Regions from separate parts of the Homo sapiens genome. Here region 1 is linked to region 2. Evidence: read pairs that join two places in POLR2A ChIA-PET (ENCODE). Cell type or tissue: OCI-LY7. All regions are shown on one strand. Links, peaks and the distances in the headings refer to the core of each region. The heading gives the core; the rest is flanking DNA. Region 1 has its middle 58 kb from the start of NDST1. Region 2 has its middle 4.5 kb from the start of NDST1-AS1.

What was found. Peaks named below come from ENCODE experiments on the same cell type or tissue, not always from the same donor. Only the 100,000 strongest peaks of a DNase experiment are listed, where the experiment ranks them.
Region 1: POLR2A ChIA-PET joins it to region 2 with 7 read pairs; 8 of 35 experiments call an interaction of 5 or more read pairs at or near these places.

What each region holds. Positions count from the first base shown.
Region 1 is chr5:150,564,251-150,568,644 of GRCh38, reverse strand. No RefSeq gene overlaps it. Among named protein-coding and RNA genes, the nearest start is that of NDST1, 58 kb to the right of the region's middle. In OCI-LY7, for the core only: no CTCF peak of the experiment used is centred there; no DNase peak of the experiment used is centred there.
Region 2 is chr5:150,488,271-150,492,664 of GRCh38, reverse strand. No RefSeq gene overlaps it. Among named protein-coding and RNA genes, the nearest start is that of NDST1-AS1, 4.5 kb to the right of the region's middle. RefSeq lists enhancers at 1-77, 2,655-2,834. In OCI-LY7, for the core only: a CTCF peak has its summit at 2,798; DNase peaks (open chromatin) are centred at 2,614 and 3,914; H3K4me3 peaks cover 2,247 bases; H3K27ac peaks cover 3,627 bases.

The DNA.
Region 1 (4,394 bases), core at 70-4,069, 76 kb before region 2:
ATGTCCACCAAATACATAAAAAGATAATCAACATCATTAGTCATTAGGGAAATGCAAATAATAACCACAATGTGGTACCACTTCATATCCATTAGGATGGCTATAATTTAAAAAAAAAAAAAAAAGGAAAATGAGGCCAGGCTCACACCTGTAATCTCAGCACTTTGAGAGCCCGAGAGGGGAGGATCACTTGAGCCCAGGAGTTAGAGGCTGCAGTGAGCAATGATCACACCACTGCACTCCAGCCTGCGCAACAGAGTAAAATGCTATCTCTTAAATAATAATAACAATAATAATAATAATAATGCCAGGCACATTGGCTCACACCTGTAATCCCAGCACTTTGGGAGGCTGAGGTGGGCAGATCTCTTGAGCCCAGGAGTTTGAGACCAGCCTGGGCAACATGGCAAAACTCTGTCTCTATAAAAAATACAAAAATTTTCCAGGTGTGGTGGTGCACAACTGTAGTCCCAGCTACTCAGGAGGCCAAGGTGGGAGGATCCCTTCAGCCCGGGGGGAGGAGGTTGCAGTGAGCCATAATCCCATCACTGCACTCTCGCCTGGGCAACAGAACGAGACTCTGTCTCAAAAATAAATAAAATAAAGTGGAAAAAACAAGTTTTGGTGAGGATGTGGAGAAATTGGAACCCTTGTATATTGCTGGTGGAAATGCAAAATGATTCAACTGCTCTGGCAAAAAGTTTGCTGGTGCCTGAAAAAGTTAAACATAGAATTACCTTATGACCCAGCATTTCCCTCCTACGTCTATACCTAAAGGAATTTCAAATAGATAATTGTACATGAGTATTCATTGCAGCACTATTCACAATAGCCAAAAAGTGGAAACAACCTAAATGTACATCAACTAATGAATGGATAAACAAACATACCAATAATGGAATCGTAGTCAGCCATTAAAAATGAAGTATTAACACAAGCTACAACATGGATGAACCTTGAAAGCACATTGAGTGAAAGAAACCAGGCACAAAAGGCCACATATGGAAGAAGGATTCCATTTATGGGAAATGTTCCGAATATGCAATTCATTGAAACAGAAAGTGGTTCAGTGTCTGCCAGGGCCTGAGAGAAGGGAAGAATGAGGAATGACCACTTACTGCTATGAGGTTTCTTCTTGAGGTGATGAAATGTTCTGGAATTAGATAGTGGTGATGGTTGCACAATTTGCTAAAAACCACTGAATTATACACTTTATTATTTTGTGTATGTAAATTATATTTCAATTTACATAAACAGAGCTGCCTTGAATGCCATGTATGTATTTTTATTGTGGTGAAATACATATAACATAAAATTTGCCATTTTAACCATTTTAAAGTGCACAATTCAGTGGCATTAGTACATTCACAATGTTACACAACCATTGCTACTATCTATTGTCAACACTCTCCATCACCCAAGGAGAAACTTTGTGCTCCTTAAGCAATAACTCCCATCCTCCCTCTCCCCTCAGCCATGGTAACCTCTAGCCTACTTCTTATCTCTGTGAATTTGCCTATTCTAGATATTTAGTATAAAGGAAATCGGACAATATTCGTCTTTTTGTGTGTCTGGCTTATTTTATTTCACATAATGTTTTCAAGGCTAATTTATGTTGTACCATGTATCAGAATTTCTTCCTTCCTTTTTTGTGGTGGAATAATATTCCATTGTATTATATACCACATTTTATTTTCTCATTCATCTATTGATGGACACCTGTGCTCTTTCCAGCTTTTGGTTATTGTGAATACTGTTTAACCTTTTGATGAAACACTAAACTGTTTTCCACAGTAGCTGTACCATTTCACATTCCCACTAGCAATGTATAAGGGTTCCAATTTCTCCACATCCTCATCAAAACTTATTTTCCTTAAAAAAAAAAAAAAAATATATATATATATATATATATATATATATATATATATATATATATATAGCCGGCCACATGTGGTGGCTTATGCCTGTAATCCTAGAATTTTGGGAAGACCAGGTGGGCAGATCAGCTGAGGTCATGGGTTCCAGATCAGCCTGGCCAACATGGTGAAACCCCATCTCTACTACAAATACAAAAATTAGCCGGGTCTGGTGGTGGATGCCTGGAGACTGAGGCAGGAGAATTGCTTGAACTCGGGAGGTGGAGGTTGCAGTGAGCCGAGATCACACCACTGCACTCCAGCCTGGGTGACAGAGCAAGACTCCGTCTCAAAAAAAAAACAAAAAACAAAAAACAAACAAACAAAAAAATTATAGCCATCCTAGTAGGTGAGAAGTGGTTTTGATTTGCATTTCACTAATGACTAATGTGTTGAGCACCTTTTCATGAGTGTGTTGGCCATTGTACGTCTTCTTTGGAGAAACATCCATTCAAGTCATTTTCCCATTTTTTAATTGGATTGTTTGTCTTTTTGTTGTTGAGTTGTTCTTTATATTTTTTGGATATTAGGCCCTTATGAGACATATGATTTGCAAATATTTTCTCCCGTTATGTGGATTGTCTCTTAACTCTCTTCATAGTGTCCTTTTTTCTTTCTTTCTTTTTTGAGACAGGGTCTTGCTCTGTCACCCAGGCTGAAGTGCAATGATGCAATCTTGGTTCACTGCAACCTCCACTTCCCAGGCTGAAGGGGTCATCCCACCTCAGCCTCCCAAGTAGCTGGGACCACAGGCACACCACCATGCCCAGCTAATTGTTGTATTTTTTGCAGAGATGGGGTTTCACCATGATGCCCAGGCTGGTCTTGAGCTTCTGGTCTTAAGTGATCCACCCACCTAGGTCTCCCAAAGTGCCAGGATTACAGGTGTGAACCATGGCGCCTGGCCTTAATGGTGTCCTTTGACACACAAAAGTCTTTTAAATTTTAATGAAGACAAATTTATTTTTTTTCTTTGTTGCCTGTGCTTTTCGTGTCATATTTAAGAAACCATTACCAAATTCAAGGTCATAGATATTTGCACTGATGTTTCTAATAGTTCTAAGTTTAGCTCTTAAATTTAAGTCTTTGATCAATTCTCACTTAGTCTTGGCATATGGTATGTGGTAAGGGTTCAACTTCATTCTTTTGCATGTGATATCCAGGTTTTGGAGCACTATTCTTTCTCCAGTGAAAGGTCTTAGCACCCTTGTCAAAAATCAATTGGCAATAGATGTGAGGGCTTGTTTCTGGGCTCTCAATTCTACCCCAGGGTCTATATGTCTATCCTATGCCAGTAGCACACTGTTATAATTACTGTAGATTTGCAGAAGTTTTGTTTTTTTGTTTTGTTGTGTTTTGTTTTTGAGACAGAGTCTCACTCTGTTGCCCAGGCTGGAGTGCAGTGGTGCGACCTCGGCTCACTGTAACCTCTGCCTCCCGAGTTCAAGTGATTCTCCAGCCTCAGCCTCCCAAGTAGCTGGGACTACAGGCACGCGCCATCGCGTCCAGCTGATTTTTGTATTTTTAGTAGAGACGGGGTTTTGCCATGTTGGCCAGGCTGGTCTCGAACTCCCAATCTCAGATGGTCCACCCACCTCGGCCTCCCAAAGTCCTGGGATTACAGGTGTAAGCCACCGTGCCTGGCCTGCAGTAAGTTCTGAAATCAGAAAGCATGAATCCTACAACTGCGTCATTTTTTTTCAAGATTGTTTTGGCTATTCTGAGTTTCTTGAAATTCCATATGAATATTAGGAATTTTCATATTAGGAATTTTTTTTTTCATTTCTGGAAAAAAACCTATTGGATTTTGATAGGAATTGCAAAAAATCTGTATATTCCTTAACAATATTAAGTCTTCTAATCAAACATGGGATGTCTTTCCATTCATTTAGATCTTTAATTTCTTCAAGAAATGTTTTATAGTTTTCTGTATTCAAGTTTCTCACCACCTTGATTAAATTATTCCTATATATTTATTATTATTATTATTATTATTATTATTATTATTATTATTATTATTTTGAGAGAGAGTTTACCTCTTGTTGCCTAGGCTGGAGTGCAGCAGCATGATCTCAGCTCACCACAACCTCCACCTACAGGGTTCAGATGATTCTCCTGCCTCAGCCCCCCAAGTAGCTGGGATTACAGGCATGTGCCACCACACCCGGCTCATTTTGTACTGTTAGTAGGGATGGGGTTTCACCATGTTGGCCAGGCTGATCTCAAACTCCTGACCTTGGGTGATCCACCCGCCTCGGCCTCCCAAAGTTCCGGGATTACAGGTGTCAGCCACCACGCCCAGCCTATATTTTATTCTTTTTGATGCTATCATAAGTAGAATTGTTTTCTTAACTTCCTTTTTGGATTGTTCATTATAGTGTATAGAAATTCAATGGATTTTGTGTATTGATTTTGTATCCTGAAATTTTGCAAAATTCACTTATTAACTCTAATAGTTTGTGTATGTGTATGAATTCT
Region 2 (4,394 bases), core at 276-4,275:
TCCCTCGTGGAGCCAGACCTCAGGTCTGAACGAGGCCATCCCCACCACTTCTTCATCACATGAGCTCCAGGATTCTGCTTCCACCTCCAGAAACAGGGAGCTCGCTCCCTGCAGACACAATCCCTTCCATCTTGGCTTGCTCTAATTTTTTTTTTAAGTCTCCTCATTACACTGAGTTGAAGTCAGCCTCTCCTGGCCCATCTACCCATTGGATTTGCCCTCCAGCACCTCACACAAGTCTACCTCCTCTGGCCAGAGCAACCCCTCAGAAAGCAGCGGGCCCTGACTGTAATCCCCTGGGACTAAACTTCTCCAGGCTGGCCACCTACCTCTCTAAGCCTTGCTTGCTACATCTGCTAAAAGGGAATAATAATAGTGCCTATCTCTCATTGCTGTTGTGAGGATTAAATGAACTCCTTAGTTAATAATATCAACTACAATAATAACGATAATTCACATAGATTGGGCTCACAGTGTGTTATCTTTCTAAATCCTGTCAGATGGGGATAATTATCATCCCCTTTGTACAGAGGAAGAGCTAAACAGCTTGCCCAAGGTCTCACACATAGGAAGCAGCCCAGCAGGGACCTGAACACAGGCCACCTGGCTCCAGAGCCTGGCTCTCAACCTTTGCTCTGTCTGGATCTTCTAGTCACCTGCCCCAAGACCAAGCCCATGTCACCTGTCTCTGCCGCCATCCTCTCCCCCTTCCCAGGCAAAGTGAGACTGGGTGGGAGGCCTCCAAAAGCTCCAGCCCATGCAGTCTGGGGTACGGGTCCCTGGTTACGAGGACAGCCACAGGGCCGCCAGCCCAGCGGGACCTTCTCAGCCAGCCCAATTTATCTGGTGTAATCTTTAGACATCCTTCAACATGGTCACCAGGGAGGAGATTGAGCCCATGGAACTTGAGCACCTTAGGCTTGATGACAGGAAGGAAGAAGAAAAACAGAGGCATAACAAAGAAAAGAAATCCTGTCCAGCTTCCTAGATGAAACCAGATGTTCCCACATACCATGCAAATTGCTCTATCTCTCCAGGCCTCAGTTTCCTCATCTGCACATGCCATCTCAGGCCATTAGGCAGAAAGTTCAGAAACTCAAATTCCAGGGATTCTTTCTCTCATCTCTAAAAGGACAGATCCCCTCTAGCTACAAACAATAATTATAACAACTGTTATCTTTGAACAGCTTCTACTTACTGCACACTTACTATGTCAAAGCACTGATTTCCTTAACCTCCCTAACAAAACAGAACTATTATTATCCCCATTGTGAAGTTGAGGAAACTGATGTCCAGGGAAATTTAGGTAATTTACCCTAGATCATGCAGCTAGTAGTAGCAGAATGGTGATTTGAACCCAGGACTTTTGATTCCACTCTACAACACTGCCCACCCCCATTGGAAAGCGGTCATGTGCAGCCCCTGCCTCCAGAGTACAGAGCCTAGAGGAGATAAGACTTGTCTTTAGGAAGCTAGAGTTCAAAGCTAAGAGCTGAAGGGCCCATGAGAGGTCCAGGTAACAGGTTCTACACATGTAAAGGAGGGAGCAGGCAATGCCAGCTCTGGAGAATTAGGGATGGCTACATGGAAGAGGTGACCCTGGAGCTGTGTACTGGTAGGGAGGATTTTAGGGTGAGCAAGGGGAAGTGACTGGAGTGCAGCATTTTCACCATGAGCAGATTTGTAGAGGTAGGAGGGGCCAGGAGCACAGCCAGAGAGAGGGAAAGAGGCCAGTTCTGCTTGAGAGTTGAGGGGGAGTGGGAGAGGGGGCCCTGCAGTCACACAGCAGGCACTTCCCATACATTGCCCTCAAATAAACAAATGCTCATTCGTCATGCACATTTTAAAATTAGATTAATCCAATCTGTATTCAAGAAACAAGGTGAGTAGAAATAAAAGGGCCAGGAGGCAACTTAGCACAAACTCTCCTCCATCTAGATAAGGATTTTGATGGCAAATTGGCTTTAGCCCTGAGGCCGCAGGGTCCAGGACCGCTGCCCCCAAACATCCACCTCTTCCACTGAGCTCCACACCTCCAAGACAGAAGCTGTGAGGCAGAGCTTTGTAAGAGCCCCACAGACAGAGAAAGCAACTTTGCTGGTGACCCCCAGAAACCAAGAGAGCCTCCTTTAACCTCCACTGCAGGGAAGGAGGGGAACAACCCCCGCCTGCGTCTTCACTTTCAAATCCACAAACTCACCAGCCCTTTTGCCCTAAGCCCTACTGATTCAGCCTGATTCATGATTTAGCCTTATTTCTTCACAGGTGAGGAAAAAGAGACTGACCCCATTTCACAGATGAGAAATGGAAGCAGAGGGTTCAAATCCTCTGTGAAAGTACAGTCCTTAGCCCAGCTCTGGCCACTGCTCCAGACATCCCCAAGGGGCCCCTTGACAGTCAGCTGGGCTGAGTGTATTCCAAACGGCAAGGACTCTCCCAGTGGAGCTCTGCAGGCCAGGCCATATGGAACTCCCCAGGACGTGCAGGAAGGGCAGCTCCAAAGCTATGAGAAAACAGAGGGTGGAGGTGGGCCAGGCACCATCCAAATGCTGAGATTCTTGGGTGAAAAGGGAACTGAGAGTGGCCACCCAGGCCTGCCCCTGCTGATGCATCCTCCTGCCGCCTCTGCAGCTCTCCAGGCTCTTTGCATACCTTCAGCCATGCTGTTCTCGCCTTCTTTCTGGGCAGCTTACTTCCGGACTAGCTTCCTTGGAGCTGTCACCCTTGTTGCTTTCTCCATCCTCAGGAACCCTGAAGGACAAGACTATGCCCCCTACCTGTAGAGGGCCTTTCAGGGATTTGAAAGCAGTAATATTGCCCCTTAAGGGTTATTCCCCAAACCTTAAAACCACCTGTGACGACCCCAAATGCCAAGACAGCTACAAAGTCCTGCAGCTTCCCCCTCCTTCCCTGTCAGTCCGCTGCCTGAGTCAGCCTGTGGTCAGCTTTCTGCAGGACCATGATGAGCGCAATCTCTGGCCTGGTCTTAACTCTGCCAGTCTTGCTCCCATCTTTGGTCAAAAGACCCCTGAGAAGCAACACAGTAAGGCAGAAATAGTTCAGGCCTGGGTTCAAATTCCAGCTCTATAAGTGACTCCACCCCTCTGAGCCTCTATTTCCTCATCTGAAAATGGGGCAGGGATAGGGGACCAGCAGCAGCAGCTACTTTGCAGAGTATTGTGATATTTCAATGGGGTGTCTGTAAAGAGCCTGGCATGGTGCCTGACACAAGGCACAGGAACAGGCATCGAGTCAATGAGCTACTTACAACCCTCTGTCCTCTCTATAGGCTACAGAATAAAATCCAAACTCCTGAGCAGGGCACTGCAGGCTCCCCATGACCTAATCTTGTCTCCTATTGTCCCATTTCCCGCAGTCTGCACCCTCGAAAACACTTCCTCCTCCAGGAGGCCTTGCTGACATTAATAAGCAGAAAGCGTTTCCTTCCACTGACCTTCCAAAACCCATCTATAACTGATCAGATCCTGCCCCATAGCCATCATTTGAATCCTTGTCTTCTGTCCTCCATCAGAACAGCCTCTCCTGAATCCAGCAGGACTGCACCCCATTTCATGTCCCCTGTCACCCTCAGCCACAGACATTTTCCATACACATTTCACAAATTACCCTAATGTTCCATTTCAAGTAAAGAATGTCCAAGTCCTCCAAACAGTCCAGATATTTCAAGCCATACTCAAATCCAAATTCCAGGCCAGTAGAAGTCGGCCCAGCCTCCAGAGACTTGCAGGCCTGGCTTTGGTCCCAAAGCATGGAAGGGCGGCCAAAGCACAGCCAAGCAGGTCCAAAGCCTAGGGCAGAGAGAGCTCTGGGCTGCCTAGACCAGAGCCCATTTGTGAGTTTGTCAGACGCCAACCCCCAGCCTATGATCTTAAATTCTTGACCACATCCTCAACTTGTGATTACAAAACTGTTCGTCGCATACCTCCTTGCGACAGGAGGCTCACTATCCATGTTCTCTTGCTTGCTGGGGCCCTCCCTTTACTTGTTGATTCCCCCAGAGGCCTTTCCTCTTGCTCTGACCACAATGACAAGGACAGTCTGACCATATGACGAGTCAGCCTTCCAACTCCTCCATTCAATGCCCTGCTTTTCTGAGTCCCCTCAATGTCCAGCAAAGCAACGGAATTTCCACATTTATTCCTACAAGCTGAACTATCAGCCCAGGAGGGCCCCCTATTTCCAGGGCCCTCAAAAAGCCTACAAACCCTGCAAAACCCAGACACAGTGCTGGAACACCCCTCGGAGCAGGCTGAAATGCACAAACTTTCCTTCCCCAAGAACTTCTCTCATTATCTACCCCCACCCACCACACTCTCTCTCAGCCCTAGATTTAAGATGTTGTTAATTAAATTGCAATTTGTTTTCCATTTTTA